Linked DNA regions of Homo sapiens: regions 1, 2, 3, 4, 6 and 7 are each linked to region 5. Evidence: chromatin contacts called from ENCODE Hi-C or POLR2A ChIA-PET data. All regions are on one chromosome and are shown on one strand. Each heading gives the region's core, a stretch centred on a gene start or an enhancer-like site at or near the end of the contact. The rest is flanking DNA. Distances are from core to core; before and after follow the strand shown. Region 1 holds the start of ABHD14A-ACY1 (ABHD14A-ACY1 readthrough). Region 2 holds the start of ARIH2 (ariadne RBR E3 ubiquitin protein ligase 2). Region 3 holds the start of ALAS1 (5'-aminolevulinate synthase 1). Region 4 holds the start of MANF (mesencephalic astrocyte derived neurotrophic factor). Region 5 holds the start of NAA80 (N-alpha-acetyltransferase 80, NatH catalytic subunit). Region 6 holds the start of DUSP7 (dual specificity phosphatase 7). Region 7 holds the start of TMA7 (translation machinery associated 7 homolog).

Evidence for each region. Hi-C counts contacts between places; a loop is a spot of excess contacts on that map. ChIA-PET counts read pairs that join two places held with the same protein, here RNA polymerase II (POLR2A). Pooled maps may share reads with other maps.
Region 1: a pooled map shows a loop between it and region 5 (5-fold over the local background). The contact joins the promoter of ABHD14A-ACY1 here to the promoter of NAA80 in region 5. A Hi-C loop is called at or near these places in 5 of 50 pooled maps. POLR2A ChIA-PET finds 5 or more read pairs at or near these places in 2 of 52 experiments (PC-9 and activated CD4-positive, alpha-beta T cell).
Region 2: a pooled map shows a loop between it and region 5 (6-fold over the local background). The contact joins the promoter of ARIH2 here to the promoter of NAA80 in region 5. A Hi-C loop is called at or near these places in 5 of 50 pooled maps. POLR2A ChIA-PET finds 5 or more read pairs at or near these places in 2 of 52 experiments (GM10248 and GM12878).
Region 3: a loop to region 5 is called in a pooled map, with 10 times the contacts of the local background. The contact joins the promoter of ALAS1 here to the promoter of NAA80 in region 5. A Hi-C loop is called at or near these places in 5 of 50 pooled maps.
Region 4: a loop to region 5 is called in a map of B cell, with 9 times the contacts of the local background. The contact joins the promoter of MANF here to the promoter of NAA80 in region 5. A Hi-C loop is called at or near these places in 3 of 168 maps with a recorded cell type or tissue (B cell and naive thymus-derived CD4-positive, alpha-beta T cell) and 11 of 50 pooled maps.
Region 6: a map of naive thymus-derived CD4-positive, alpha-beta T cell shows a loop between it and region 5 (8-fold over the local background). The contact joins the promoter of DUSP7 here to the promoter of NAA80 in region 5. A Hi-C loop is called at or near these places in 1 of 168 maps with a recorded cell type or tissue (naive thymus-derived CD4-positive, alpha-beta T cell), 1 of 37 single-sample maps with no recorded cell type and 9 of 50 pooled maps.
Region 7: a pooled map shows a loop between it and region 5 (13-fold over the local background). The contact joins the promoter of TMA7 here to the promoter of NAA80 in region 5. A Hi-C loop is called at or near these places in 5 of 50 pooled maps.

The regions. Positions count from the first base shown.
Region 1 is chr3:51,972,744-51,976,641 of GRCh38, forward strand. It overlaps ABHD14A-ACY1 (ABHD14A-ACY1 readthrough), which reads left to right and starts at 2,321. Exons shown (of 17, transcript NM_001316331.2): 1 at 2,321-2,461. ABHD14B (abhydrolase domain containing 14B) reads right to left here and starts at 1,306. Exons shown (of 4, transcript NM_001146314.2): 1 at 1,222-1,306. It overlaps ABHD14A (abhydrolase domain containing 14A), which reads left to right and starts at 2,321. Exons shown (of 5, transcript NM_015407.5): 1 at 2,321-2,461. The coding sequence starts at 2,393. RefSeq lists enhancers at 495-1,431, 1,465-1,644 and silencers at 875-1,024, 1,245-1,414, 2,245-2,624, 3,230-3,524.
Region 2 is chr3:48,917,059-48,920,734 of GRCh38, forward strand. ARIH2 (ariadne RBR E3 ubiquitin protein ligase 2) reads left to right here and starts at 1,784. Exons shown (of 16, transcript NM_006321.4): 1 at 1,784-1,940. ARIH2OS (ARIH2 opposite strand lncRNA) reads right to left here and starts at 2,327. Exons shown (of 1, transcript NR_161301.1): 1 at 730-2,327. RefSeq lists enhancers at 661-1,411, 1,217-1,686, 1,412-2,163, 2,164-2,914 and silencers at 1,857-1,956, 2,027-2,106.
Region 3 is chr3:52,196,556-52,200,600 of GRCh38, forward strand. It overlaps ALAS1 (5'-aminolevulinate synthase 1), which reads left to right and starts at 1,605. Exons shown (of 12, transcript NM_000688.6): 1 at 1,605-1,700; 2 at 2,117-2,293; 3 at 2,655-2,885. The coding sequence starts at 2,687. RefSeq lists enhancers at 1,147-1,216, 1,227-1,446 and silencers at 1,587-1,656, 1,767-1,846.
Region 4 is chr3:51,383,411-51,387,642 of GRCh38, forward strand. MANF (mesencephalic astrocyte derived neurotrophic factor) reads left to right here and starts at 1,881. Exons shown (of 4, transcript NM_006010.6): 1 at 1,881-2,026; 2 at 2,798-2,925. The coding sequence starts at 1,933. It overlaps DOCK3 (dedicator of cytokinesis 3), which reads left to right. Exons shown (of 53, transcript NM_004947.5): 53 at 1-788. RefSeq lists an enhancer at 1,297-1,646 and a silencer at 1,707-2,076.
Region 5 is chr3:50,297,223-50,300,913 of GRCh38, forward strand. It overlaps NAA80 (N-alpha-acetyltransferase 80, NatH catalytic subunit), which reads right to left and starts at 2,183. Exons shown (of 2, transcript NM_001200016.2): 1 at 1,991-2,183; 2 at 1-450. The coding sequence starts at 241. It overlaps HYAL3 (hyaluronidase 3), which reads right to left and starts at 2,183. Exons shown (of 4, transcript NM_003549.4): 1 at 1,991-2,183. HYAL1 (hyaluronidase 1) reads right to left here. Exons shown (of 4, transcript NM_033159.4): 4 at 2,671-3,578. The coding sequence ends at 3,261. RefSeq lists an enhancer at 1,777-1,916.
Region 6 is chr3:52,054,779-52,058,574 of GRCh38, forward strand. It overlaps DUSP7 (dual specificity phosphatase 7), which reads right to left and starts at 1,793. Exons shown (of 3, transcript NM_001947.4): 1 at 1,072-1,793. The coding sequence starts at 1,588. RefSeq lists silencers at 304-373, 1,084-1,133, 1,454-1,513, 1,714-2,093, 2,494-2,853.
Region 7 is chr3:48,438,846-48,442,520 of GRCh38, forward strand. TMA7 (translation machinery associated 7 homolog) reads left to right here and starts at 1,412. Exons shown (of 4, transcript NM_015933.6): 1 at 1,412-1,467; 2 at 1,558-1,613; 3 at 1,696-1,783. The coding sequence starts at 1,452. CCDC51 (coiled-coil domain containing 51) reads right to left here and starts at 1,274. Exons shown (of 4, transcript NM_001256964.2): 1 at 1,143-1,274. RefSeq lists an enhancer at 1,080-1,219 and a silencer at 1,650-1,709.

The sequences.
Region 1 (3,898 bases), core at 1,071-3,570, 1.7 Mb after region 5:
GGCCATGCATGTACCATGCCTAGCACGTAGTAAGGGCTCAGTGCTCAATCAACGGTAAGTTACAGGTCATGAGTTGTCAATGCAGGCCAGAGGGAGCCCAAATTGGGGTAAAAAGCCCATTTTATTTTATTTTATTCTATTTATTTATTTTGGGACAGAGTTTCACTCTTGTTGCCCAGAATGGAGTGCAGTGGCATGATCTCGGCTCACTGCAACCTCCACCTCCTGGGTTCAAGCGATTCTCCTGCCTCAGCCTCCCGAGTAGCTGGGTTTACAGGCGTGCGTCACCATGCCTGGCTAATTTTTTTTTTTTTTTTTTTGAGACGGAGTCTCGCTCTGTCGCCCAGGCTGGAGTGCAATGGCACATCTCCGCTCACTGCAAGCTCCGCCTCCCGGGTTCACGCCATTCTCCTGCCTCAGCCTCCCGGGTAGCTGGGACTACAGGCACGCGCCACCACGCCCGGCTAATTTTTTGTTTTTTTTTTTTTAGTACAGACGGGGTTTCGCCGTGTTAGCCAGGGTGGTCTCGATCTCCTGACCTCGTGATCCGCCCGCCTCAGCCTCCCAAAGTGCTGGGATTACAGGCGTGAGCCACCGTGCACGGCCTAATTTTTATATTTTTAGTAGAAACGGGGTTTCATCATGTTGGCCGAGCTGGTCCGGAACTCCTGACCTCAAGTGATCCACCCACCTTGGCCTCCCAAAGTGCTGGGATTACAGGCGTGAGCCACCGCGCCGGAACTAAAAGCCCATTTTCTTCGGTTTTTTTTTTTTTCTTTTTTTTTTTTTTAAGAGAAGATGTCTCGCTCTGTCGTCCAGGCTGGAGTGCAGTGGCGCAATCATGGATCACTGCAGCCTTGACCTTCCTGGGCTCAAGTGATCCTCCCGGCTCACCCCCAGTAGCTGGAACCACAGGCGCGCTTCCACACCGGAAAGCCCATTTTCTAGAGGCGGAAACCGAAGCGCCCAGTGGGAAAGGCGACCCGCCGGGGATGCGGGGTGCTCAACGCGCTGCCACCTGGGGCCCAACGCGTTGACCTCGCGGTCAGGTTGCTTCCGCGGACTACGGTTCTGGCTCGCTAGCTCTGGAAGGGAGCACCGGGAGGGAATGGTGGCAACTCCCAAGGAGGGGACCCAGGGATCCGAGAAAGGAAGACTTGGGGTAGGTGGGGTTGGATTTTGACTGGAGAGAAGAAAGGGTCAGGAGTGCAGGGCGGGTACCTGGGGAGCTGCGTGGACTCGCGCAGACGGGAAGCAGGCGCGTGCTGGCGGTGACCTGGGGCCGGAGGAGGAACGCTGGGAAGAGGCCGGGCCCCATCCAGCGGGGGCGGGGACTGGGCCGTGCTCCGGGGCGCCCTCTTGTGGCCACAAGCTCGCAGCGTCCATAGACTCCGCTAAACTCGTTCTCACAGCGGCGTCAGTTTCCCAAAGCCTCTCGGTCTCACATGCCCCAAACGCGGTGCTGAGCACGGTTTCGAACTCTTCAGCGACCTGCCCCACATGGACATGGAGCAGTCTGAGGAGGAAAGTTCCTTCGGGATCGCATCCTTGCTGCTGTCTTCCTGCTCCCCATCCCCCTTATCCCCAGCTTGAACTGCCCAGGGCAACTTGTTGGCCTGGCACGGAGTTGAGGCCCGACAGGTTTGAGTGCGAGGCTCCGCCAGTGTCCAGCCAAGTGGCCTTGATCGTTTTCCCAATGCCCCCGAGCCTGTTTCCTGCCAGTAGAGCGGGTCAGATGTTGCCAACCTCTGCAGAGTAGCAATAAGCAGTAAACGCCACGCTCTGCACAGCCTCCCAGTGCTGGGCCTGGTCGCCACGCGGAGCCTTGGGCTGGGACAGGCCAGACGTTGGTAACACATCGCCAACCAGGGCAGGCGCCATGAGTAGACGTGAACGAGCCCAGGGCCAGCCCAGGCTCTGACCGTGGGTGTGCGTCGGGGAGGGGGTGGGGAGGAGTGGGTAGGAGTCAGGAAAGTGGGTCGGCCAAGACCTGGAGCTGCTGCATAACAATATCTGGCATTTACACAACGAGGCCTCTGCTCCGGACACTGTTCTGAGGCTTGACCCGTCCTTAAGAACCTAGGACAACCCTGTGCGGTGGGTTTTATCCTTAACTCCATTATACAGGCCAGAGAACTGAGCCAGGGTGGAGATGTTCCACTGAGAAGAAGCCACATGGCTCTCCGCCGGCTCTCAAGCCAAAAACAGTTCCGAAAATCTGGGCGGGGAGCGGGCCAGAGAGCGCTGGGGCTCTGCCCCCAGCACCCCCTCCACGCAGACGACTCGGTAACTGGGTTGCAGGCCCGCGGCTGCGGAGTGCGCAGGCGCGCCGAGATGGCCGCGCTCCTGGCCGCCTAGAGCCGGAGCGGCCCGCGGAGCTGCGGAGGCAGCCATGGTCGGGGCGCTGTGCGGCTGCTGGTTCCGCCTGGGCGGGGCCCGCCCGCTCATCCCGTTGGGCCCGGTGAGTCTCCCGGGGGAGGGAGGCCGGCCGGTGGCCCAGGGGAGGGCCGTCTTTACCCCGCCCCTTGCCCCGGCGCCCCGGGGCAGAGTCCCGCGGAAGAAGCAGACGCTGGGGCCGCGAATGTGCATGTGCGCGCGTGTAATGTGTGTGCGCGCGCAGGGTCTGCATATGTTCTTGGGGGTCTGGGTGTATGTGTACGCTTGTGTGTCTGCATGGTGTCCGTCAGTGGGTTTCTGCGCGCTTATATTTTTGGGGGGGGGGTGTGTTCGTTGATGTCTGCCTGCTTGTGTCAGCGTTATGTCTTCCGAGTGTATTTCTGTGTGCGTGTGATTTTAAGGGTATGTGTCTACCTGTCTGCGTGTGTGCATTTCTGGGGGTTTGTGTGTGTGTGCGTGTCTGCTTTCCTGTGCATGTGCCTTTCTTGTGTGAATGTGTAGTCTTACGGTTGTGTGTATGACCGTGCTTGAGTATTTCTGAGGATCAGCCTGTGGTTTTCAAAGTGTGCATCTCCATCAGTCTCTCTGGCTTCCTGATGCCTGACTGTGTGCGTGATGTAGAGGGTACCATTACAAGGGATTAATTGCACACGGGCCAGTGTGTGTGCAAAGAGGCTGCATGTACATGCAGGGAATAGCTTGTGCAAAAGAAAAGCGTGTGGGGGCAAGACTCGTATTTGTGCGTGTGTGCACCTGTGTGTCATTGTCAACGCATATTCCAATGACCTAACCCGGGCACAGTTTACCCTGCCCCCCGCAAACCCCCGCAGGCGGCCAGCTGCAGGTCCACTACAATTTCCTAGTACTGCGGGCACCCTCGGTTGCCAAGGCAACAGCCTAAGCCCCGCCCTTCCCGCTTTGGAGAAGCGCGGGGGCGCCCCGAGTGGGCAGCAAGGAAATGTCCCTCGCGCCCGGTGGGAATCTGGACTAACGCCCAGTTAGAGACGCGCGTCTGAGGTTGTTAGTGGTCTGGAAGAAAAGAGGAACGCGCTCTTCCTCCACTAGGTCCTGGTTTTCCAGAAACAGCAGAAAGGCGGCTGCTGCTGTGGCTCACAAGCCCCCCGACCCCGAAGCCTGGGGATGCGGGCTCAGGAAACATCCCCAAAACATCCCGGAGGGATGAATAGGAACCAAGACGGGCCCCCGGCTCCTAGTTCGGGCAGGCGCCCAGTTGGCACTCAATAAAGATGTGCTGGCCCGGCGCGGTGGCTCACGCCTGTAATCCCAGCACTCTGGGAGGCCGAGGCGGGTGAAACACGAGGCCAGCAGTTCGAGAACAGCCTGGCCAACATGGTGAAACCCTGTCTCTACTAAAAAATACAAAAATTAGCCGGGCGCGGTGGCGGGAGCCTGTAATCCCACTATTCGGGAGGCTGAGGCAGGAGAATTGCTTGAACCCGGGAGGCGGAGGTTGCAGTGAGCCGAGATTGTACCACTGCAC
Region 2 (3,676 bases), core at 534-3,033, 1.4 Mb before region 5:
GGCGACAGAGCGAGACTCCGTCTCAAAAAAAAAAAAAAAAAAGTAATTGCTACTCCATAGGCAGAGCAGTCCACCCGACAAGGTTTTTGTTGTTGTTGTTGTTTGAGACAGAGTCTCGCTCTGTCCCCCAGGCTGGAGTGCAGTGGCGCGATCTCTGCTCGCTGCAACCTCCGCCTGCCGAGTTCAAGCAATTCTCCTGCCTCAGCCTCCCGAGTAGCTGGGACTACAGGCGCCCACCATCACGCCCGGCAAATTTTGTAAATTTTTAGTAGAGACAGGGTTTCACCATGCTGGTCAGGCCAGTCTCGAATTCCTGACCTCGTGATCTGCCGGCTCCGGCCTCCCAACGTGCTGGGATTACAGGCGTGAGCCACGGTGCCCGGCCACGCGGCATGATTTTTAATGGCTTTCTACATTGTATGGTTTGTTATTGTTGTTTTGAGACAGGGTCTCCTTCTATCACCGATGCTGGACTGCAGTGGTGCGATCTTGGCACTCTGCAGCCTCGACCTCCTCGGCTCAAGCGATCCTATATCACCTCAGCCCCCTGAGTAGCTGGGATGCACAGGTGTGTGCCACCTCGCCCAGCTAATTTTTAATTTTTTTGTAGAAAGGAGGGGGGTCTCACTACATCAAATTCTTGGGCTCAAGCGATCCTCCCACCTCGGCTTCCCAAAGTGCAGGGATTACAGGCATGAGCCACAGCGACCAGCCAGCACAGGTGTCTTTATTTGTTTTATTTTTTATTTTATTTTATTTTATTTTGAGACAGAGTCTCGCTCTGTCGCCCAGGCTGGAGTGCAGTGGCGCCATCTCGACTCACTGCAAGCTCCGCCTCCCGGGTTCACGCCATTCTCCTGCCTCAGCCTCCCGAGTAGCTGGGACTACAGGCGCCCGCCACCACGTCCGGCTAATTTTTTTGTACTTTTAGTACAGACGGGGTTTCACCGTGTTAGCCAGGATGGTCTCGATCTCCTGACCTCGTGATCCACTCGCCTCGGCCTCCCAAAGTGCTGGGATTACAGGCTTGAGCCACCGCGCCCGGCCTGCACAGGTGTCTTGAATATGTATATACGCGACTCCAGTATGGTTGGAAATGATTTGATTTGTTGTCTATGGAATTGCACAACCTGGAGCCTTCCTAACATCAGCGGCTTCATACTGGCATTTCCATTGTGGTGCAGCAACAATCTGAGTGAGCCTCCGTCTCTAGCCACATCATTTGACAACCGGTCCCAGAAGGTAACTGGAAGTCATGATGACAACTCCTATACTGTGAAAAGAAACTGCAAGCAAGGCAGTTAAGATGCAATCTTGCACGGTGACCGTAAGTCGGAGAACTGCGCGGCGAACGAGGCCTCGGCAGGGGAAGCGAAAGCCTGGTGTGGTTGCGGCTCTGGGGCCACCCTGCGACCGCCTCGGGGTGTAGGCAGAATTTCCCGGCCCAGCTCCCCTCTGACCAGATAGCGGCCGAGAAACAATGGTTATCTGCTCCACTGACGCCAGGATGTCTTCTCCGTGCCCGATCCCGGAGTACAAACAGTGAAATGAGAAGCCGGTGAGAAACGCGCTGGTTAAAAACATCTCGACGGGAGACGCTGGTAGGCGAATAGTGGCTCCAGACGCGGTCGGCGCCTGCCGTACCCTGGTCAGACTCTGGGTCAGAGCGCTAAGTTTCAAGGAGGCGGCGCTAAACAGGCCCTCTAGCCGGGAGCCTGTCGCGACCCGAGCGACCGTGGGTCGACCCCGATCCGGAAGTGACGCAACGGCGCCAAGCACTTCCGGAGCTGTGGGGACGACTCTTCTGGAGGAAGCAGCGCGGGCTTGACCGGCGTCGGCCCGCCGCCTCCGCTGCCGCTTCGCCCCAATCCGGTCCCTCTGGCCCGGCCTGACCCGGTCTGGCTTGTTCGGGCTCAGCGGCCGCGAGGCCGCAGCTCCCGGTAAGTGCGCGGCGCACGTCACGGCCTTGTTTACCTTGGCTGGCCGCTGGGGGGGCCTCTCCGCGCGCCTCCCTGGCCGGGCCGGGACTCCGCCTTCGCCGTCGCCCGGGAGGCCCGGGCGCTCCCCGTCGCCGGCACGTTGTCCGAGCATTACCCGCCGTCAGCGGCCGGGCGCCCAGCGTGTGTCTGCCTTTTTTCCTCCCGCCGCCTTCTCAGCTCTCGGAAAGGTCAGAGGCCACCGCCTCTGACCAACCGGCGCCGGCACATCTAGGCCCTCTCTCCCTGTCTGGCGCGGCGGGGAAACGCGCCGCCTCGGGGCTCACCACTCGAGTCATCTTTGGGAGCTCTCGCAGCGCTGCCCGCGCGGTTTAACGCCCGCCTGTGGAGGGTATCCCCAGCTCGCGGGCTCCGCGTCCGCGCGAATATCCCGGAGCCCGCGGCGCCCCTAGGGATGTGCGGCCCCGGAGCTGTGCCGCCGCCTCGCCAGAAGCTGGTTGGGCAGCCGCGTTCTTGGATGACTTCTCCTTAGTACTGTTCATTGCCTGGTCCCATAGAACTTTCTGTCATAGCGACATGTTCTTTACCTTTGCTGTTCAGCATGGTAGCTACTAGCCACACGTGGCCGTTAAGCATTTGACCTGTAGGCTAGTGCACCTGAGAAACTAAATTTTAAATTTTACTTACTTTTTAAGTGTAATTAAATTTAAATAACCACATGTGGCTAGTGGTCACCGTATTAGAAAAGACAGATACAAAGTGTAGGATTTTGAAACGAAATTGCTGATTTCTAGTTTTGTGCCAAGTCGTTTTTCTTCGGAGGTGTAGTTAGTAAATGACCTGAATTCAGCGCTAGTGATCATATCTGGAGTAAACGTCTTCAGACTCACTAAAACTTACGTGTTCTGTGCGTGGTGGGCAAGCCCAGGATGGTTGGTTGTTAGGTCCCCTGAACATGTGACTTTGGCTCTGGAGGAAATTTTTTTTTTTTTTTTTTTTGGTGGGCGGGACAAAGTTGCTGTCACCAGGCTGGAGTGCAGTGGCGGCGATCACAGCTAACTGCAGCCCCGACTTTCTGGGCTCAAGTGATCCTCCTTTCTTAGCCTCCTAAGTAGCTGGGACCACAGGCACGTACCACCACACCTGGCTAATTTGTAAAATTTTTTGTGGATACGTGATCTTAATAGGTTGCCTAAGCTGGTCTTGAACTGCTGGGCTCAAGCTATCCTCCCGGTTTGACCTCCTAAAGTGCTGGGATTACAGGCGTGAGCCACTGTGCATGACCTTTAAAAAAATTTTTTTTGAAAAAGTGCCCGGCCCACTTTTTCAAGTAGAATTCGGATATTTAACTTTGAGATGATTAAAAATTAAATTTTCATTTAAATGTGCACCTAGAACATTTAGTATGAAATGGAGTTCTCTCTCTTTTTTTTTTGGAGGAGCCTGGAGTTTTCCCCACCTAAATATTTGGTTGGTGAGAAGCCTGTGAGCAATTTCTTTTTTTTTTTTTTTTTTTGACACGGAGTCTCACTGTGTTGCCCAGGCTGGAGTGCAGTGGTGCAGTCTCGGTTCACTGCAGCCTCCATCTCCCAGATCAAGCAGTTCTGCCTTAGCCTCCCGAGTAGCTGGGATTACAGCTGGGATTACACCCAGGCTGGTTGGAGGGCAGTGGCGTGATCATGGCTCGCTGCAATCTCCTGGACTCAAATAATCCTCCTCACTTTGGGAGGCCGAGGCGG
Region 3 (4,045 bases), core at 355-2,854, 1.9 Mb after region 5:
AAAAATACAAAAATTAGCTGGGCGTGGTGGTGTAATCCCAGCTGCTCAGGAGGCTGAGGCAGAAGAATCGCTTGAACCTGGGAGGCAGAGGTTGCAGTGAGCCGAGATTGTGCCACTGCACTCCGGCCTGGGCAACAGAGGGAGACTCTGTCTCAAACAAACAAACAAAATAACAACAACAACAAAAACAACCTGTGAGGCAGGCATTTCAGGGATTATGATCCTATTGCCCAGATAAGGAAAGCAAGGCCCAAAGATGAGCAAAGCACTCAATATCATCCTTATTCTGTTCCCACTTCCAGCTGCACTTGGGTCCAAGTCCAAGTGCTGACCTTTTCTCTCTCATCTTCTCTGGGTGATGGGCACTGCCCAGGATCTCTTGGCTGAATGGCACAGAACTGGGTCTCGAGCTCTCAGACCAAAGCCCTCATCCTGGACTGGTCCCACTGCCACTCTGAACCCAGGTGCCTCCTCTGAAGGTGGAGACTCACCTCACCTGCCTTGCAGCCAGCTGGGTGCTCAGAGACAGAAATGCAAAGTACCTGGACACACCCTGGTCACCATCATTCTGGACTTTGTCCCTCTTGTTAATGCTCAGCTGGGAAAGGAATACCCTCAAAGGCCCTTTCCTCAAGAATGGAGGAGAGTACCTCTGAGCCTGGCACAGGCCCAGCCCAACACAGCCCAAGCCAAGCTGGGAAGGGTGTGGGGCAAGGAAGCCAGACTGACATTCCTGAGACGGGTTTGCCAAGCCCTACACTTTATGTGTTGTACCCGGGAAACTCAATGGAGGTATGGCCCAACGCTGACCTTTGGCATGGAGGCCTAAGCCACCCTGCTGGTGCCCAGGGTGGCCAGCAAGGGGCTTCAGACAACCCTGGATGGAAAATAAAAATAGTGGCTAATATTTGTTACACGCTAACTATTGTCAGGCCCTGTGCCTTCCCCTCCTCCCCAAGTGCTCAGAGCTGTGGAGTGGATGGGTTCCACCCTAGCCCTGTTCCTCTGTCCCCTCTGGATCATCTTAGACCAGAAAGTGCCACAGCTGAGTGTCCCGCTTCTTCCGCATCCTGCCAGGACCACTCCATTTGTGGGCGATATAGCCAGCTCCACCTCCTCCGGGAAGCCCTTGTTCACAGTTTCCAAAGCAAGCCGCAGGCGGGATGGATCCTGCTTAACACCCCGGCCCAGAACCCCTTGGATCTCCTTCTTCCTCCATGTCCAAGACACCCAGCTTAACAACCCTGTAGCCCCCAACTTGGCCCTAGCGGCACCTCGCCTCGACCTTGCCATTTTATACTCAATTGGGGCGTAGGGTTCTGAAGCCCAGGGTAGTTGGTGGGGAGGCAGCACGAGGGTGCAGGATGAGGTCGGGAAAAGAGACCTCGTCCGCCCACCGCCTAGCGCTTCCTCCTCCCTGCAGGCGAGCCGGGGAATCCCCGGCAGCACCGATATCCGCAGAGCCCAAGAAGTGGGCCTCTCTGCCCCGCCCCCCCGGCTCGCCGAGGGCTACGCGGCGCGCCTGCGCAGAAGAAGGCAGCGCCCAAGGCGCATGCGCAGCGGTCACTCCCGCTGTATATTAAGGCGCCGGCGATCGCGGCCTGAGGCTGCTCCCGGACAAGGGCAACGAGCGTTTCGTTTGGACTTCTCGACTTGAGTGCCCGCCTCCTTCGCCGCCGCCTCTGCAGTCCTCAGCGCAGGTGAGGGCCCGCGCGGTAGGTGCGGCGCCGGCCGAGGAAGCCCCGGGGTGTCCTGCCAGCCGTGGCACCGCTGCCCCGGGTGCTGGGACCCCATCCCCCACTGTCCCAGTCACCCGCCGCCTTGAGGTCAGCGTTTATCCTCCAGATCTTTTGCCTAGACGGCCGCCTCAGTTTCCCCCTTTCGGCCCCTTCCGGCTATTCCCGGTTGAACCCGCCGCTTTAGAATTCCCTTCTCATACCCCTCCCGTCATTCTCGAGACCTCGACCGCGGGTCACCTCTGACCCCCACTGCCGGAGGACTGCCTTCTTTCTCCAGACTCAACTCCCTCGACTTTATAAGCCCCTGCGCGTCCCCAGTGAGGCCCAAGGCGCTGGCCCTCATACCCCTACCCTCATTTGTGCCCCTCCTTTCTCAGTTATGCCCAGTTCTTCCCGCTGTGGGGACACGACCACGGAGGAATCCTTGCTTCAGGGACTCGGGACCCTGCTGGACCCCTTCCTCGGGTTTAGGGGATGTGGGGACCAGGAGAAAGTCAGGATCCCTAAGAGTCTTCCCTGCCTGGATGGATGAGTGGCTTCTTCTCCACCTAGATGTAAGCCAAGATGTCTTATCTGCACTGTGCATCTCCCTAAGAAACCTCTGGCCTCCCAAACCTGTTCTTGACCTTTCCCTCATCCTTCCGCCCCCTTGATTATGTACTGTCAGTATTCATTTGGTGAAGTTGCTTTGCAGGTGCCTTTGTGTAGCGCTGGAGAATGAAGAAGTTGGTGACCCGGGTAAAGTGTGGTCACCATTCCTTAGCTCACATCAGTGCTGTCCTTAGGCATTTTTGAGGGAGAAGTGTTAGTATTCCAGGGTACCCTTTATATAAACTGCGGTTGACACCTGAATCCAGTGAGCTTGCAGTGATATTTGCCTGATTATTAACAACTGTTGATGTCACTCTTCATCAGTCTTTCCACAGGAGCCAGCATACTTCCTGAACATGGAGAGTGTTGTTCGCCGCTGCCCATTCTTATCCCGAGTCCCCCAGGCCTTTCTGCAGAAAGCAGGCAAATCTCTGTTGTTCTATGCCCAAAACTGCCCCAAGATGATGGAAGTTGGGGCCAAGCCAGCCCCTCGGGCATTGTCCACTGCAGCAGTACACTACCAACAGATCAAAGAAACCCCTCCGGCCAGTGAGAGTAAGTGTCATTGACAATGAAGGAGCAGGTATGGGTGTTTGTGCTCATTGGTAGACTAGAAGCAGTCCCCACAGTGGTGGTGAGGGTCACACTCACTCACAGAGGGCTGCTATGTGCAGGCTGGGCTCTGAGCACAGATTATCTCATATGATTGTCCCCCCAAGGGTAGGCACTTTTAGCTTTTCCATCTTTAAAGGTGAAACAGTGGCCAGTGTTGCACATTACAGGTTTTTGGATTGCACGTTAGTGTCTATAGGGGTTTTAGTGTTTCCTCAGTGCCTCGTTCACATAAATATTAAATTGGAATGTTCTAATTTCCCTCATTAAACATTTAGCCTTCTAATTTCCCTCATTAAACATTTGGCCTTCGGCTTTTTATTTATTTAATTTTTCTTTTTTGAGACTGAGTCTTGCTCTGTCGCCCAGGTTGGAGTGCAGTGATGCAGTCTCGGCTTACTGCAACCTCCACCTCCCAGGTTCAAGTGATTCTCCTGCCTCAGCCTTCCAAGTATCTGGAATTACAGGCATGCACCACCACGCCCAGATAATTTTTGTACTTTTAGTAGGGTTTCACCTTGTTGGTCCGGCTGGTCTCAAACTCCTGACCTCAAATGATCCACCTGCCTCAGCCTCCCAGAGTGCTGGGATTGCAGGCGTGAGCCACCGTGCCCGGCCCCTTTGGCTTTTTAAAGTAGTGATTTTTTTTTTCTTAAAAGTTTTTGTTCTGTTGTGGTAAAATGCCCAAGAAAAATTACCATTTTAAGCACTTAAAAATGTGCAGTTCAGTGGTACATTCATATTGTTGTGTCACCACCACCATCCATCTCCAGAACTTTTTTCATCTTCCCAAACTGAAATTCTATACCCATCAAACAGTAACTCTCCATTCCTCTCTCCCCAACCCCTGACAACCACCATTCTGCTTTCTGTCTCTATGAATTTGACTATTCTAGGTACCTCATATAAGTGAAATTGTACAGTATTTATTAGTGATTTTTAAAAACAAATTTATCTTGGCTGTGTGCAGTGGCTCACTCCTGTAATCCCAGCGCTTTGGGAGGCCGAGGTGGTTTGATCACCTGAGGCCAGGAGTTCGAGACCAGCCTGGCCACATGGTGAAACCCCACTGTTACAAAAAATACAAAATTAGCTGGATGTGG
Region 4 (4,232 bases), core at 631-3,130, 1.1 Mb after region 5:
GACCATCTGGTGTTCACAGGTGTTAGAGGGTTAGGGGTTAGGGGCTAGTTTTGGATTTGATTCATAGGTAGGAGGGCTTAGATTTTAAGGCACTTCTGAAAGTCAATCCCTGGACAAGGCAGTCATCACATAAGAACAGCTACCTTCTCCACTTGGTGGCACAAGAGGTAGGGAGGGGAGTATGGGTTCATTTGGCTTCGCATTATGCAAGGTGAAACCGTTTGTTTTCCCTCTCCATTTTCCCTAACTAAATGAAAAGGACACATTCTGAAATCCCTTTTGTTGGAGAATAAGTCAGTCTGAGGGGAAATGGGAGGCCAGAGATGAGAACCCTTTGAAAAGATTGTAAAATACTGATTTTCATTCTTTCAAGCTTATTTGTAAATACCTATTTGAATGCTGTGTATTTGTACAGGAATTTGAGCAAAAAATGTATAGAGTGTGATGTCCAATTGGTATTCAGCACTATAAATGTGTTTTTAACCTCCCGCATTCTGTGCTTATTTAAAACAAGGAAACTTCTAACCATTTCTTTTGTGTATTCATGTTTAAAGAAAAAAAGTGATTTAAAAATGATCTTACCTGTACCAGAAAAGCAAAGTTAAAGGAAACAAAATTTGTACCATTGTCCCAAGAGGTATTTTACTGTATATATTGTGGTAGCATGTTCAAAATCCAACAAGTAATGTGAATTTTAGATGTAAATATCTGCCACTTGATTTTTTTTCCCCCTTTCCCCACTTCCTTGACTGCTGTGATGTGAATTAAAGATAAATACGTGATACTGATCCACTGAATTCACTGAATGGGAGCAGAGGATGTGCCCCTCTCCAACCCTTGTCGCCGGGCTCCAAGCCCTTTTTAGCCCTATAGACATGTCCTTTTTGCACTGAGTAGAGCCAACGGTTCCCGCATCCTGCCTTGAAGGCAGGCAGCCAGGAGGGCACTTGAAAGGAGGGCAGTCGAAAAGGAAACATCCTCCAGTGCTTCTCTGGTGATTCCCGGGACCCCACTCAGGAGGTCCCACGGCAGCGGGGGACCCCGAGGGCCTAGCCGGGGAGGCAGGAGGAGGCTGGCCAGCCACCAAGCCACGATTCAGAGCTTGTAAGGGCACCTCCCGAGCCCCTCACCTTCCCACTCTGAGGCGACCCCATGTCCTCGACCGATGATCTGGCCCGGGCGCTTCCCTCCACGGTCTAGAGTGGCGGCCCAGCTTTGAGCTTGGCGCGCCTTGAGCCCTTCCTTCAGATGTCCCGCAGTCCGTCCACCCCGCACGTCTCCTATCAGCCTATGCACGGCGGGCTCCGGTCAGGTGGAGGATCAGCAGGTGGGCTTTCAAAGGTTGGATCCGTTGCCCACGCGAATGAAAGAAGAAAAAAGAAACCTCTTTGAGCCTTGCCTGCGGCCGCCCGCCCTTCCTGCCTAACCTGTTGTCTTGGCTGACCCCAGAACTCCTGCACCACGAGTCGGAGTCCGGGCGAGGAGATCAGCAGGGGTTTTCGAGGGAGCCTGGGGCCCAGGGCAGGGGTACGCGGGTCAACTCAACAGATGTAAGGCGTGGCCGAACCCCATTCAGCTAGCAGTACCCAGCCTCAGCCACAGTCGCTGCCCTTACCCAAGATGGCGGCCCACACCGCTTCCGTCGCTGCTGTAGTCGCTTCCTGCGGCCAGCCCGGGTTCAATCAGCGGCCGACAACTGTCTAGGGCTCAGACACCACCAGCCAATGAGGGAGGGCAGCGTGGAGCCGCCCGTCTGGGCTCGCGGCTCCTGGACCAATGGGGAAGTGGCATGTGGGAGGGCGCCGGGGGGCCCCCCGCCAATGGGGAGCTACGGCGCGCGGCCGGGACTTGGAGGCGGTGCGGCGCGGCGGGTGCGGTTCAGTCGGTCGGCGGCGGCAGCGGAGGAGGAGGAGGAGGAGGAGGATGAGGAGGATGAGGAGGATGTGGGCCACGCAGGGGCTGGCGGTGGCGCTGGCTCTGAGCGTGCTGCCGGGCAGCCGGGCGCTGCGGCCGGGCGACTGCGAAGGTGCGGGATAGGGGGCCGGGGGCCGCGCTCCGTGACCGTTCTGGCGGCGGCGCTGAACCCCACAACATCACCAGACGGCCGGGGCCAAGAGGGCGAGGGCGGGGGCGGGGGCGGGGGCGACAGCAGGTCCCCGCGGGGCCTGCATGAGGAGGCTCCGGCGCCCGCCCTAGTAAATCTTTCTTGGGCCTAGAAAACATTGGTCCGACGAAGAAAAGTTGAGACTAGATCCCGTTGAAAACTTGTCCTGAAATCTCCATCACTCCTGAGTTATTGTCCCCACCACCATCTAGAGGTTACCGCTCCCCGTTCGGCGTCGGGAGCTCCAGGGCTGGCCGTGGGTGCTGCGCCCTGTCTGTTGGGATCACGAAGCTGCACCTCTGGGTCCGCTGTTGTATTTGGAAATTAGCAGCAGCATTTTGATCATTTTTCTCTTCACCTTCCAGTCTCTCCATTTATGAGGTCACAGTGAGTCCCGTCTCAAGGACACGTGTTCACCATGGGCTTAAACTTGATGAAAGGAGCAGGGAGAAGTCGTTTATAGGTCATTGGGTGATGCTTGGTCCTTTGATGCCCTGGGTGTACCAGGGGACCCCCGCCACTTGGAACCGGGTTCTGTCTACCTGTAGACACCTGAGAAAAATCGGTGATGGAAAAGCTCACCTCTAATGATTCATCTCCGTGTCTCCTATTAAAATTGCTGGCGGAGTTCTTTTCTGGTGGATTGGAACAGCTTGGTGATTGCTGAGCATCTCCCGTCCCTCTCTTTTCCAGTTTGTATTTCTTATCTGGGAAGATTTTACCAGGACCTCAAAGACAGAGATGTCACATTCTCACCAGCCACTATTGAAAACGAACTTATAAAGTTCTGCCGGGAAGCAAGAGGCAAAGAGAATCGGTTGGTAAGTAGCTGGTGATCCTCCCCAACTGGCCCTGGCTCATGTTAACCCTCGGCTTCACCAGCCGTTTGATAAAAGGCCTTGCCCACCTCTCTGTTCAGGAAGCCAGCTACTCTCTCCATAAACTAATGTGAGAAGACTGAAGTGCTTCTATGTCCTTCCCAAAGCAGCATGTGTTCTGCAACTGTGATTTTTTTTTATCCTGTTAGTCTTTATTAAGCACCTACTATGTGCTAGGCACTGGGAATATCAGGGGAAAGAAGTGACAGTCGGACACACAAATAATGCAATGTCTGGGTGTCATGAAGAAAATGGACCAGCAGGTGCTGATTTAGAGTGGCCAAGAAGTCTCTGAGGAAGGGTTATCATTGAAGTGGGGTAAGACCATCCCATACAGGGAACAGCAGTGTGAGTGCCCAGAGGCCTGAAAGAGTGTGGCATGTATGTGGACAGGAGAAGGTGACAGGGTGCCTACAGGATAGGCAAGGGCCGAATCCAAGACAAAAGCCCTAGTGAAGCAATGGGTTTTCTAACTTGAATTTCTCTGACAGTCTCTGGCTTTTCTCTCTGTTAAAGGTTTGAACCCTGGTGACACTTAAATTCATTTGGTGGCTGTCAGCTTGGACTGAGCATGTGTTAAGAGTCCAGGGTTTACACTGGCTGAATCTGACTACCAGTACAGGCAGGGCACCGAAAAATGCCGCTGTGGGCCAGGTGCGGTGGCTCATGCCTGTCTTCCTAGCACTTTGGGAGGCCAAGGTGGGAGGATTGCTTGAACTTAGGAGTTTGAGATCAGCCTGGGCAAAGTGGTGAAATCCTGTCTGCACAAAAAAATTTTTAGGCTAGGCGTGGTGGCTCACACCTGTAATCTCAGCACTTTGGGAGACCGAGGTGGGTGGATCACCTGAGGTCAGGAGTTCAAGACCAGCCTGGCCAACATGGCAAAACTCTATCTCTACTAAAAAATACAAAAATTAGCCAGGCATGGTGACAGGCGCCTGTAATCCCAGCTGCTCAGGAGGCTGAGGCAGGGAGAATTGCTTGAACCTGGGAGGCGGAGGTTGCAGTGAGCCGAGCCAAGATTGCGCCACTGCACTCCAGCCTGGGTGACAGAGCAAAACTTTATCTCAAAAAAAAAAAAAAATTGTTTTAGTTAGCTGGGTGTGGTGGCCCACACCGGTAGACCCAGCTACTAGGGTGGCTGAGAGGGGAGGATCACCACCCAACAGATTGAAGCTGCAGGGAGCCGTGATCATGCCACTGCATTCCAGCCTGGGTGACAGGGAGCCCTATCTCAAAACACAAGTAAG
Region 5 (3,691 bases), core at 933-3,432:
CATTGATGAGGTCAGCACAAGCATCCAGGAGCTCGGGTCGGCGGTGCACAGGCTCCAGGGTCAACTCAGCCAGGCTAGGAGCTGGGGTCTCCTCTGGCTGGTGTTCAGGATCCAGGGTAAGCTCAGTTGGACCAGGATTGAAGGTCATCTCTGGTTGGCATGTGGAATCCAGGGGCAGCTTTGGCTGGCACGCAGGATCCAGAGTCAGCTCAGCTGGGCTGGTACTCAGGATCAGCTCCATCCGGTGTGTAGGGTCTAGTGTAGGGGTCAGCTTGGCTGGGCCAGGGCTCAGAGTCAGCTCTTGCCTATGCACAGGATCCAGGTTCAGCTGAGTCAGGCTGGGAGCCAAGGTCACCTGCTGCTAGGTTGCAGGTGGCTCAGTGCCAGGCTGGAGGTTAAGACCCCAGTCTCCAGGCAGTAGCATCTCTTCAGACCACAGTGGCTCTCCTCCTGTAGATAACAGCCATGCTGGGCTGTGCCAGGAGGGAGGGTGGGGTTGGAGCAGGGAAGGGCTGACAGAGTGCAGGGGGGACCATGCATACTGGAACTGGGGAGTGGTGGGCTGCACTTTGTCCCACACTCACCTGATAGCACAGGTGACCTGGAAGAGACCCATCCCCTATAGAGCAGGGCAGATAGATCCAGGTGTCTACCCCACATTGGAGGGAGGCTGGGAGTGATGGATGAGCTGCTTAAGGCTGGGGCAGAACCTAGGAGTCCTGGCCCCAGCCTGCTCTGGCTACAAATTTGTCCTCCTCAGGACCTCCCCTCACAGGGGGTCTGTAACCACCAGGTCTATAAAACAGCCGACCCAATCTACTTGCTGGCCTTCTGTCTTCCAGTAGTCCTCCTAGTCCACCACTAGGGCATGGGATAGAAGATGCAAAGCAGACACTATACCCCCTGCTCAAACCTACCCAAGGTTCCCTCCATAGGAAAAACTGCCCGGGAGTCTTCCTGTCCCTTTCTTCTCCCTATGTTCCGAGTCTCCTCCAGCTCCCAGCCTTTTCAACTACCTGGGCTATGCCCACTGCCTTAGTGGATCCTGGGGCCCCACTCATGCACCCATCAGGCTGAGCTTTGGCCTGTCTTGACTGCCTTCCCCACCTGGAGCCCATGGCCCCCTTCCCAACTCTGCCCATCTCAGGACACTTTGGATATAGACCCAACTGTCTCCTCAGATGGGGCCCCAGCAGCACCAGCACTGGGCCTGGCCCACAGTCACACAGCAGTATTGCCTCTGCAGGCTTGGTTCCCCACTGGCTTGAGTTTCGCAGGCACCCTAGATAAGGACCACAGCTTCCTTCCTATATCCACAGGGTGTCCAACGGTCACCAGGTTGGGGGCCCAGACCTCCTGTGCCCAAACCCTACTGTTTTCCCATCTTAACCAAGGTCCTGCCGTCCGGCAGGTCTATGCTGGGGGTTTTCTAGTCGTGGGCGGGCAGCTGAGCCCCCTCCTTCTACTCACCTGCTCCAGAGGGGGCCTCCTGGCTCCCCTTACCTCTCCTGAGCTTGAGGCCAATTAAACACTGGTCAGTAACAGGCACCCCCCTCCCCTCACCTCCCACACCATTCACAGGGCTGTAAGCCCCTCACCTGCATCAGCCACCTCTGCAGCAGCCGCACCCTTTGGTCTAGAGGGAGGAAGCCCCAGGATCCGCCCCTAGGGCTGAGCCCGGGGCTTCCCCGCGGCCTTAACCCCTTCAGTGCCGACCCCACCCACTGTGGGCGGGGCTCCGGGGTCCTCAGAGAGTGGCTTCTCCGTCTCTCCCGGGCCTCGGTTTCCCCCTCCCTCCTAGTGGGTCACAGGCTGTGGAGCTTTTGGGAATGAGGACTTCGAGAGCTCGACTCTGTGGGCAGGTGTGGCTCGGCATGGTCTGGAAACGAACGACTGACGCGGGGAGGGCGTGCAGGGTGGCATGGCCACTTGGGGACCGCACGCGCGGGGTGGACCTACAGGCAGCAAATGGGAAGGGTGCGGTACTGACATGTTGATGCTGGCCTCTGGGATGTTCCGCGTCCTAGCTCCGCACAGCTGGGTATCTCACTCAGTCGCCACCTCGGACTCCTCGGTCCGACAACGTTGGCCCCCAGCGGTGCGGCGGATGTTCTGCAGCCGTCGCGTCCTGCGGCACGCCACGGCGTTCTAAGGCCTCCCAGCACCCGCGCGTCGCCGCTTAGAACCCGCCCCTGGTTTGCGCGTCACAACACCCGCCAGGCGCCGACTCAGTCTCTACCCTGGCTCCGCCCCTGCTGAGCCCCACCCCATCTCCATTTGAGTCCGCCTCCTCCCCACCCGGCCCCATACAGGCCCCTCCTCCTTCTCCTTGCGTCACAGCTTAGGTCCCGCCTCGATTTGGCTTCTTCCAGGCCCTGCCCCAGCCCAGCACGTCACTTCAGCCAGGCGCAGGCCCCGCCTCCAGCTGGCTCTGCCTCCGCCAGCCCCGCCCCAGGCTCTGACAAGTCTAGCTTCGGTTCCCGCCGGCCTCCTGCCCCAGGACAGCTTGGAAACGGTCCGATCAGGTGGGGCTTCCTCTTGAAATTTGGGCCCCACCCTGGGAAGCAGCCGCCCTTAGACTGACGTCAGATCTGGTGAGAGTGACAAGCCTTTCCTGTGCCCTTTGGATACCGGGGCCTGGACATTTTAGGCGCTCAGTAAACAGCTAAGTAAATCATGACTGCTTTATTTGCTGGACTGGTGCCTCTCAGCAGATTCAGGGGTCGTGCAGGGCTGGTTACCACAAACTCAGTAGGAGTGCAAGGGCTGTACCCCCGGAGCTAGACAGCCTGGGTTTGAATCTCAACTTCTCCCTTTTCTTGCTGTGCAACCTTGGGCAACGTGCTTACTCTCAATGTGAGTGACTCAGTTTCCTCATAGCCTCATTGTGAGGAATGAATAAGTCCACATAAAACGCTTAGCACGGGGATTGGCAAAGAGTAGGCACTCAGTGAATGTCAGCCTTTGTGATTGCTGCAGTTCAAAGACTGGCTCAGTGTCTCTGGAGGAATTGTCTATGACCTTGCCAAGTAGATGCATATGGACATGGAATGAATGGTGTCTGCTGTGGTTCTAACTCCTTATGCCACTATTCCAGTCTGTAAGTATGCATGTGTGTGCAGGGAATATGCCTGTGACAGTGGCTGAGTGTACTCTTTACTGTGACCATGACTTGTATGACTGTGCATGTATTTGAGGAAGCCCTGGCCAGACCCAGAGTGCATTAGGTTCTCAATATGTGCAACTCAGTGTGTGGCCAATCACCACATGCTCTTCCGCTCACACCACGGTGCCTGCCAGCCAGGGTAGCATCGACATTTGAACTCCACAGCCATCTGTGCCTGATCTTCAAGTGAGAGGGCACCCCGCAGGCTCAGGGGCCCACCACCAGGCGTGAGCTGGATGGAGAAACTGGCAGGGTTAAGGAGGAGGAGGGCTTTGGGGTGGCTGGTGCGGCGGACACAGCGGCCATGGCCGGAGCACAGGGCTTGACTGCAGAGAAGGGCCCCACTGGTCACGTTCAGGATGAAGGGCCCCAGTGTAGTGTCCATATACTCCTTGATGGCCTGACATGATTCCTAGGTGGGAAGGGAGGATAGCGTCAGGGACACCATGGCCATGTATGGACCCACCCAGGGCACTGAGGCACTCACCTGCTGGTCAGCCAGGACTTTGCAGGTAGAAAGGGTAA
Region 6 (3,796 bases), core at 543-3,042, 1.8 Mb after region 5:
GCCAGCACCTCTGGGTTGGCAAACTCCTCTTATAGATGAGACCACAGGTGCCAGAGCCACATCTGGCTCAGTTAGAGGCAGAGAGGTCCTGGGCTTCCTGAACGGGAGTCTAGTGGTTGCCCAGCCCCGAAACTACAGCTGGGGAGGGTAGTGGGAAGGTACTGGCTGGCCCCTTCCCCCAGCAGGGGCAGGTTTTTGAAGGGGGTCCTGGCTCCACTTCTCTAGAACCCTCCCTTAGAACACAAGCCCCACCCCCAGCCTTGGACCTGCAGCGGGGGAGGGCCACTGGGGCGATACAGGGACAGGAGAAATGGGGAGCCCCTTGCAGCGAGGCATGGGCCCTGCGCCCGAGGGTGCCGCAGGCCTCCCCTCCCCTCCCGCCCGCCCCGCTGCCAGCAAGAGGCCATTTTGGAATGTTAATTGGAAACACCGGCCTCAGCCACTCGCCCCCCGGTGCTACCTCTCCCTTCTGCAAGCTCCGGGGCAGCAGGCTAGGGACCTGGGGGTCCCGAGAGACCCGGGCCAGGGCAATGGAGCCTGCCCATACCCTGCCCCAAGCGCCTCCTAGAGGCGGCAATTCTCCGGTGGAAGAAGCAATTCCCGGATCCAGGAGACCCCAACCCAAATGGTCTCCATGCGCTGGAGGTGAGGATGGTGCTATGAAAGGTGCCCTTCCTGATCCTGGCCTTCCAGAAACACGAATTCTAGGCTGGACTTGGGCGCCCTGCCGCTTTTAGGGTTCTGGGAGGCGGCGCCTTCCACCTCTGAGGGGCTCCACTGGAGCCCAGGCACTACTGTCGCCCCATCAACAGGAAAAAAAAGGAAACCCCAGGCAGGGGAAAGTTTGTTCCACCCACTCGAATCGTGCCGAGAAAGGGGGCGCAGAGGGAGCCCCGCGCCTGCCAAACCACACAGTGGGGACCCGGCTCCAGGAGGGCGGATGCGGGCCGGGGACGACGTGGCGCCCAGAGGGGCAGGCCGAGCGCGTGGAGAGGAAAGCGCCTCCAAGGGGGGCGTCAGGGAGTCGCGGGGGGGCCCCGATCCCGTAAGGCGTCTCGGTGCCGCCCTCACCTTGGAGGTAGTAGGCCTGGCAGCCGTCGTCGCGCAGCTTCTGTAGGAGCAGGCCGAGCACGGAGGCGGGAGCGCCGGGCTCGGGCTGCCACTCGGCCGTGGCCTCGTCGTAGAGCAGCACGGTGGCCGCCTTGCAGCGCGTGGCGAAGCGCTCCTTGTCGGCGTGGTTGGGGATGATGGAGCGGATGGGCAGGTTGCCCTTGCGCAGGCGGCGCAACATGAGGCCCGGGATGGCCAGGTTGATGGCCGTCTCGATGTGCGACGACTCGAAGAGCTCGTGCGGCCGGCAGTCGAGCAGCAGCAAGGACGCGCCGCCGCGCGCCTCCAGCTCCTCCTGCAGCCACTCGGCGCTCTTGCAGGGCATGGCCCCTGCCCCCGTCGCCGCGCCCGCCCCGGTGCCTGCGCCGGACCCCGACCCCGCACCGGGCTCGGACCCCGCCCGGGTGCCCCCAGCCGCCGCCGCCCCCGAAGTCGACATGTGCGCCCGCGCTGGGGGGCCGCGGAGCTGGTTTTTCATGGGGAGCGCGGGCGGCCCGGGGCCGGGGCCGGGCAGCCCTGCCCTGGGACGGCGCCCCGGCCGCGCGGGCCCCAGCCGCGTCTCCGGGCGCCCGCCTCCCGCCGAGCTGCGCGCCCGCCGCCCCGGCCTCCCGGCCTCCCGGCCTCCGTCCCGCCCGCCCGCCCGGCCCTCCGCGCGCACCGCGGCCTGACAGCCCCAATTAAACGGCGGCTCCGGCGGCCGCGCGCCGAGGCGTTCTCCGGGGGGCGGGGCCGCGGGGGCCGGCGCCCGGGCTTAAAGGCGCAGCGCCTCCACCGCCCCTCCCCACGGGGTATGCGGGCGCGCTCGCGACCCGAGCCCGGGAGACCAGCGGCGGGGCCCTCCCCCACCGCCTCCGCACCGTTGCCCCCTGGACTAGCTCGGAGCTGACTACGATCCGCCTAGGGACCCCGGCCTAGACGCCCTCATGGGTTCACTCTGCGCGTGCTCCCAAGCTCTTCTGGACACTGCGGGAAGAGAGGCCCTGGGGGCGTCCTATGCCTGGCACCCCCACCCCACATTCACAACAGCATAGTTTTCCTGGGACGGGGCGTGGTGGGGGGGATGGTCAAGCTGAGCAACCTCTCCTCCTCCCGCCTGTCATCCCATTCATTTTTTCTGTCATCGAGTTCATTCAACAAATGAGAACTGAACGCCTACTACGTGCCAGGCACTGTGCTAGGCGGTCACCGTTTCAGAGGACCTCATCGTTCCCCTGACGGTCACAGGCTCCAGACCTGAGGGAGAGCGTCTCACGCCAGCAGGCCTGATGGGAAATCAGGACCTGGGCAACTGGCGGGGTAGGAAGACTCAGGGCCGTGCCACCTTCCGTGGGCAGGTGTGGAGAAATCCTAGAAAGGACCAGCTTTGGGAAGGGATCGCGAGCCCTTTAAGAAAGCTTTACAAGCGGGGTGGTGACAGGCGCCCAGTGAAGCGCCACGTGACTTTTTCCACGGGGCCGGTGGGAGGGGAATGCTCCTTTATAATCAGCTTTCCTTCCCCTGCCTCCCTCTCAACGGACCAATCAACTTCCGCGGTAGGCGGGCGCCTGCCATGCAGATGGCCAATCCTGGCCGAAAGAGGCGGTGGCGGAGGGAGGCGGGGCCCGCCGCGGTTTCCACCCAGGGCGGGGAAGTGGGCGGGGCCTCCGCCCGCCCTGTGTGTCGATTTGCAGGCAGGCGGGGCAGCGGAGGTGAATGGACCCGCAGGTAGCGCTAGAACAAAGCGGCTAGACGCAGGCGGCGCGCTTGCGTAGGACCTGCAGTGCTTTCCCTACGGAGCCAGGGTGGCAGCTTGAGGCTGGACCCTGCCGTCTATCTGGTCCATTCTTTTGCCTGGCGGGGTGCCCCTCCTTGGGGCTTAACCCCCCGACTCCGCCCGAGGCTGGTCGGCTCTGAGACACCTTGCCCCCATCCCTGACTGGGGGAGCGGTGGTGCTTGAGGGACGGCCTCTGGAACCCCGAGGATTTGAGCTTTCCGCTAACCTCTGACCAGAAGGCACGAAAAGGGGTGACTCAGGAGCAGTCCCCGCCTGTCTTTCAAGCGAGGGATAGTCTTTCGGAAGAGTTTCATCCTGGGCCACAGGGCTGTATCCCAAAGGAGCAGGGGTCTCTCCCACAGTCACATTCTCAGAGTGTGAAAGGAGAAGCAACTCTCCGCCCAAGGTTGTCCTGGGGGTCCTGGGCCTGTGGAAAGAGCTTCCAGGGCCCAAGATGCCAAGACCCAGATTCTGTCCTGCCACTTGCAGGTGTGTCCTGTGACCTTAGTATGGTTCTTCCCTCTGGGCCTTGGGTCTCCCAGTGTAGGAGAGTGCTAGTGTGGACTGAGCCCAATCCGTCTATGAATCCATCCGGCTGGGAGGACGTGGTCTGAGGACAGGCCTCTCGGCTGGCAGGCTGGATGCTGCTTGTCAGGGATGGAGGCAGCACTCAAAAAAGAGGCCTGAGCAAACTCCCAGGGGAGGGTGAGCTGCTGAGCAGTGCACCATTCACTCAGCAAGCCTTGCTGAGGGCCTCCTGAGTACCAGCCTGCCTGGAGCCGGAGTGACAACAGTGGAGCCTCCATCCTCCACTCAGGCCTGGCTACCTCTCCCCTCTGCTCCACCATGGGGTTGGATGCCGGTCTGGGTGCTCTCCCAGGCCTACCACAGGATGAACACAGACCCCTCTTTCTCTAGGGCAGAGACTGGTC
Region 7 (3,675 bases), core at 162-2,661, 1.9 Mb before region 5:
CCTGTCTTTTCCATGGCCTACAGGGAACCTACCCACTGGCTCTCATTCCTCTCTGACCTCATCTCCCACTAGTCTCCCTTTCCTCACTCCACTCCAAGCACATGGACCTTCTTGAAGTTGCTGGAACGCACCAAGTTGTCCCCAGCTCAGGGCCTTCACGACAGCTGCTATCTGTGCTGCTCGCTCCCTCACCTTCTTCAAGTCCTGCTCAAATAGTAGCCCCTTGGGAGGTCTTCCCCATGCACCCTATCAGATATGGCCATCCCACTCCCACCCTAGCACTCCTGACCCACTTTCTCTGCTTTATTTTTTCCATGCATATATCACATGACCTGCAACATGTATCCCATTTATTTGCTTTGGTTATAGTCTGTCTCACTCACTAGAATTTCAGCTTGGTACCTACATATAGTACGTACCCAGCAAAAAATGTACTCATCTGCCTAATCTCTGGACACTGTAGCATCCCAGCGCTCAGCACTGTTATTTAAAAAAATAACAACTTTGGCTGGGTGCGGTGGCTCACGCCTGTAATCCCAACACTTTGGGAGGCTGAGGCGGGGGGATCACGAGGTCAGGAGTTCGAGACCAGCCTGGCCAACATGGCGAAACCCCGTCTCTACTAAAAATACAAAAATTTTCCGGACATGGTGGCGGGCACTTGTAATCCCAGCTACTGGGGAGGCTGAGGCATGAGAATCGCTTGAACCCAGGAAGCAGAGGTTGCAGTGAGCCAAGATCGTGCCATTGCACTCCAGCCTGAGAGACAAGAGCAAGACTCCATCTCGGGGGGAAAAGAAAAAAAAGCTTTATTGATATATAACTTGCATACCATATAATTCACCCAATGTGTACAATTCAGTAGTTTTACTATATTAACAGAGTTGTATGGCCATCACCAAAATAAATTTTTTTGACCATTTTCATAGATGAACAAACAGAATTCGCAAACTGCTGCACCCCTGACTATATTATAAAACTCCTTACAGGGTTTTCCAAAGCTATAGGACCACGTGATATAACTCCCGTCCACTTCTGCCATCTCCCCGCCTAATCTCCCTCCACCCAAGCTGTGCTTTCCTTGGTTCCAGGAAAGCGACGAGCTTGAAGCTCTTTGCACATGCACATGCCCTGCTGTCTACCTGCAGTGCTCTTCCCGCGCACGGCCACAGGCCTGGTAGGCCGTCCGGTTAAGTACCCCTCCTACGGTTCCGATTCTACCCTGGCAGGACAACCCTAGCTCCTCGTACCTGGCGTGGCCCGACCAATCGTCTGCCACTCAGTTGACCTCTGACCTGTTAGTACCCGCCCCTGGAGCGCCGCATCCGGTAGCGAGAGTTCAACTTCCTGACTAGGAGCCAATCAGCGGGGCCGCCTCGCTGTCTACGACAAAGGGTGGGGCAGACGCTCCGTTTCCGGTGGCAGGGTCTGGGGAAGCGGCGGCAGGCGCCATGTCCGGCCGCGAAGGTAAGTGTTCCGGAACCGTGAGGACTGCGGGGACGGCGGGGTGGGGACCGGGCGGCAGGGGCAGGCCGAACGTGCTCGTGTCGCCCACAGGTGGCAAGAAGAAGCCACTGAAACAGCCCAAGAAGCAGGCCAAGGAGATGGACGAGGTGAGGGCGGGCGCGGAGGCACTGGCGGGTGCGGGGGCGCTGGGAGACAGGCCTGAGTTGAACACGCTCTGCCTCTCCCCAGGAAGATAAGGCTTTCAAGCAGAAACAAAAAGAGGAGCAGAAGAAACTCGAGGAGCTAAAAGCGAAGGCCGCGGGGAAGGGGCCCTTGGGTAAGTGGGGGCCGAATGGAGCTCAAGCTGGCCAAACGCTATGAGCACCTATTGGGATGAGGGCGCGGGCATGTCTTTTTCCTGCCTCCTGAACTGCGAGGTCTCGTTTTCCGACGTCCGCTGCAGCGAATGGTCTCTAGCCAGTCTAGGATTTGCAGCGGCAGTAAGGGCCGGGAGCTGGAAACGAGGTCTCCTGCCTCCCAGGCAGTCTGGGCTTCCATTCCTTAGGAAGAGCTGCAGAAACGGAAACAGTGAAATGTATTTACCTCAGACGCAGATTCACAGTTAAGTTTCTCAAAGTCTGACGTCGTCCGCAATCTTTTGCCCCAAATTCGTATTTCACTGCCTTCTAGTGTTTGAACCTTACTTGACTTAGAAGTTTTTTTGTTTTGTTTTGTTTTGTTTGAGACAGAGTCTCACTCTGTCTCCCAGGCTGGAGTGCAGTGGCGTGATCCCGGCTCACTGCAACCTCCACCTTCCGGGTTCAAGCAATTCTCCTGCCTCAGCCTCCCAAGTAGCTGGGATTACAGGCGCCTGGCACCACGCCTGGCTAATTTTTTTTTTTTGAGACGGAGTGCGGCTAATTTTTGTATTTTTAGTAGAGATGGGGTTTCACCATCTTAGCCAGGCTGGTCTTGAACTCCTGACCTCGTGATCCACCCGCCTCAGCCTCCCAAAGTGCTGGGATTGCAGGCGTGAGCCACCGCACCTGGCCAGTTTTTTTTTGTATTTATAGTAGAGACGGAGTTTCACCATGTTGGCCAAGCTGGTCTCGAACTCCTGACTTCAAGTGATTCACCCGCCTCTGCCTCCCAGAGTGCTCGGATTACAAGCGTGAGCCACAGCACCTGGCCAACTTTTTTTTTTTTTTCGTACTGCTTATATTATCTCTAATATATGCTTTTTTGCTTTCTGAGTCTTTTTACTTCTGGGTATGCCTAGACTAAAAGATAAAGTCCAGGCTCTTCAGTGTGCTGTTGCTCCATATGCTTTTCTAACTGAATCCTCCACCTTTTTTACATCTTTTATGTAGGAGAAATTCATTACATTTCAAAATATTTTTCAGGCCCAGCAGTTCTAGTACTTTATGTGCATCATAAGCATTATTTTACATTGATCCAACTAGTGATTATTTCCTCCACAGTTGTTTATGCCCCCATTTGAGCACTGTGAGCCATGCTAGGCATGATGGAGACAAGGATGGTGGGAGTGTCATCTAGGGCTTCCCAAGACCTCTCTCCCAGTGGGTTTGATCCATTATTGTTTACCTACCCAGCACTGAGATTTCTAGCTCTTGAGATTCCTTTTCAGAATGGTGTAAGGGGCCAGGCACAGAATGGGCTGACCATAATCCAAGTGCTTTGGGAGGCCTAAGCAGGAGGATTATTTAAGGCTAGGAGTTCACAGCATCAAAGGGAGACCCTGTCTACAGAAAAAATTTAAAATTAGCTGGGCGTGGTGGTGGTGGCGGCCCGTTTCCTGTAATCCCAGCTATTTAAAAGGCTGAGGCAGCCTCGCTTAAGCCCAGGAGTTCAAGGTAAGAGGATTATTTGAGCACGGGAGTTCAGGCTGTAGTGAGCTGGGATTGCGCCACTGTATTCCAGCCTGGGAGATAGAATGAGACCCTATCTCAAAAAAAAAAAAAAAAAAAGGTATCTTGCACCCTCTTTTAATCTGTGATTGTGTATAGGGGAAAGAACAGTCTTTAGTGTAACTCTATGCTAGTTGTTTCTCATTGAGCATCATCTGATTTTTATTTTAAGGTTTATTTTGTCAGGCCCCTTTGGATCTTCTTTCCTGTATTAGGCATATGTAACCCTACACTTTTTTTTTTTTTTTTTTTTAAATAGTCTCACTCTGTCGCCCAGGCTGGAGTGCAGTGGCATGATCTC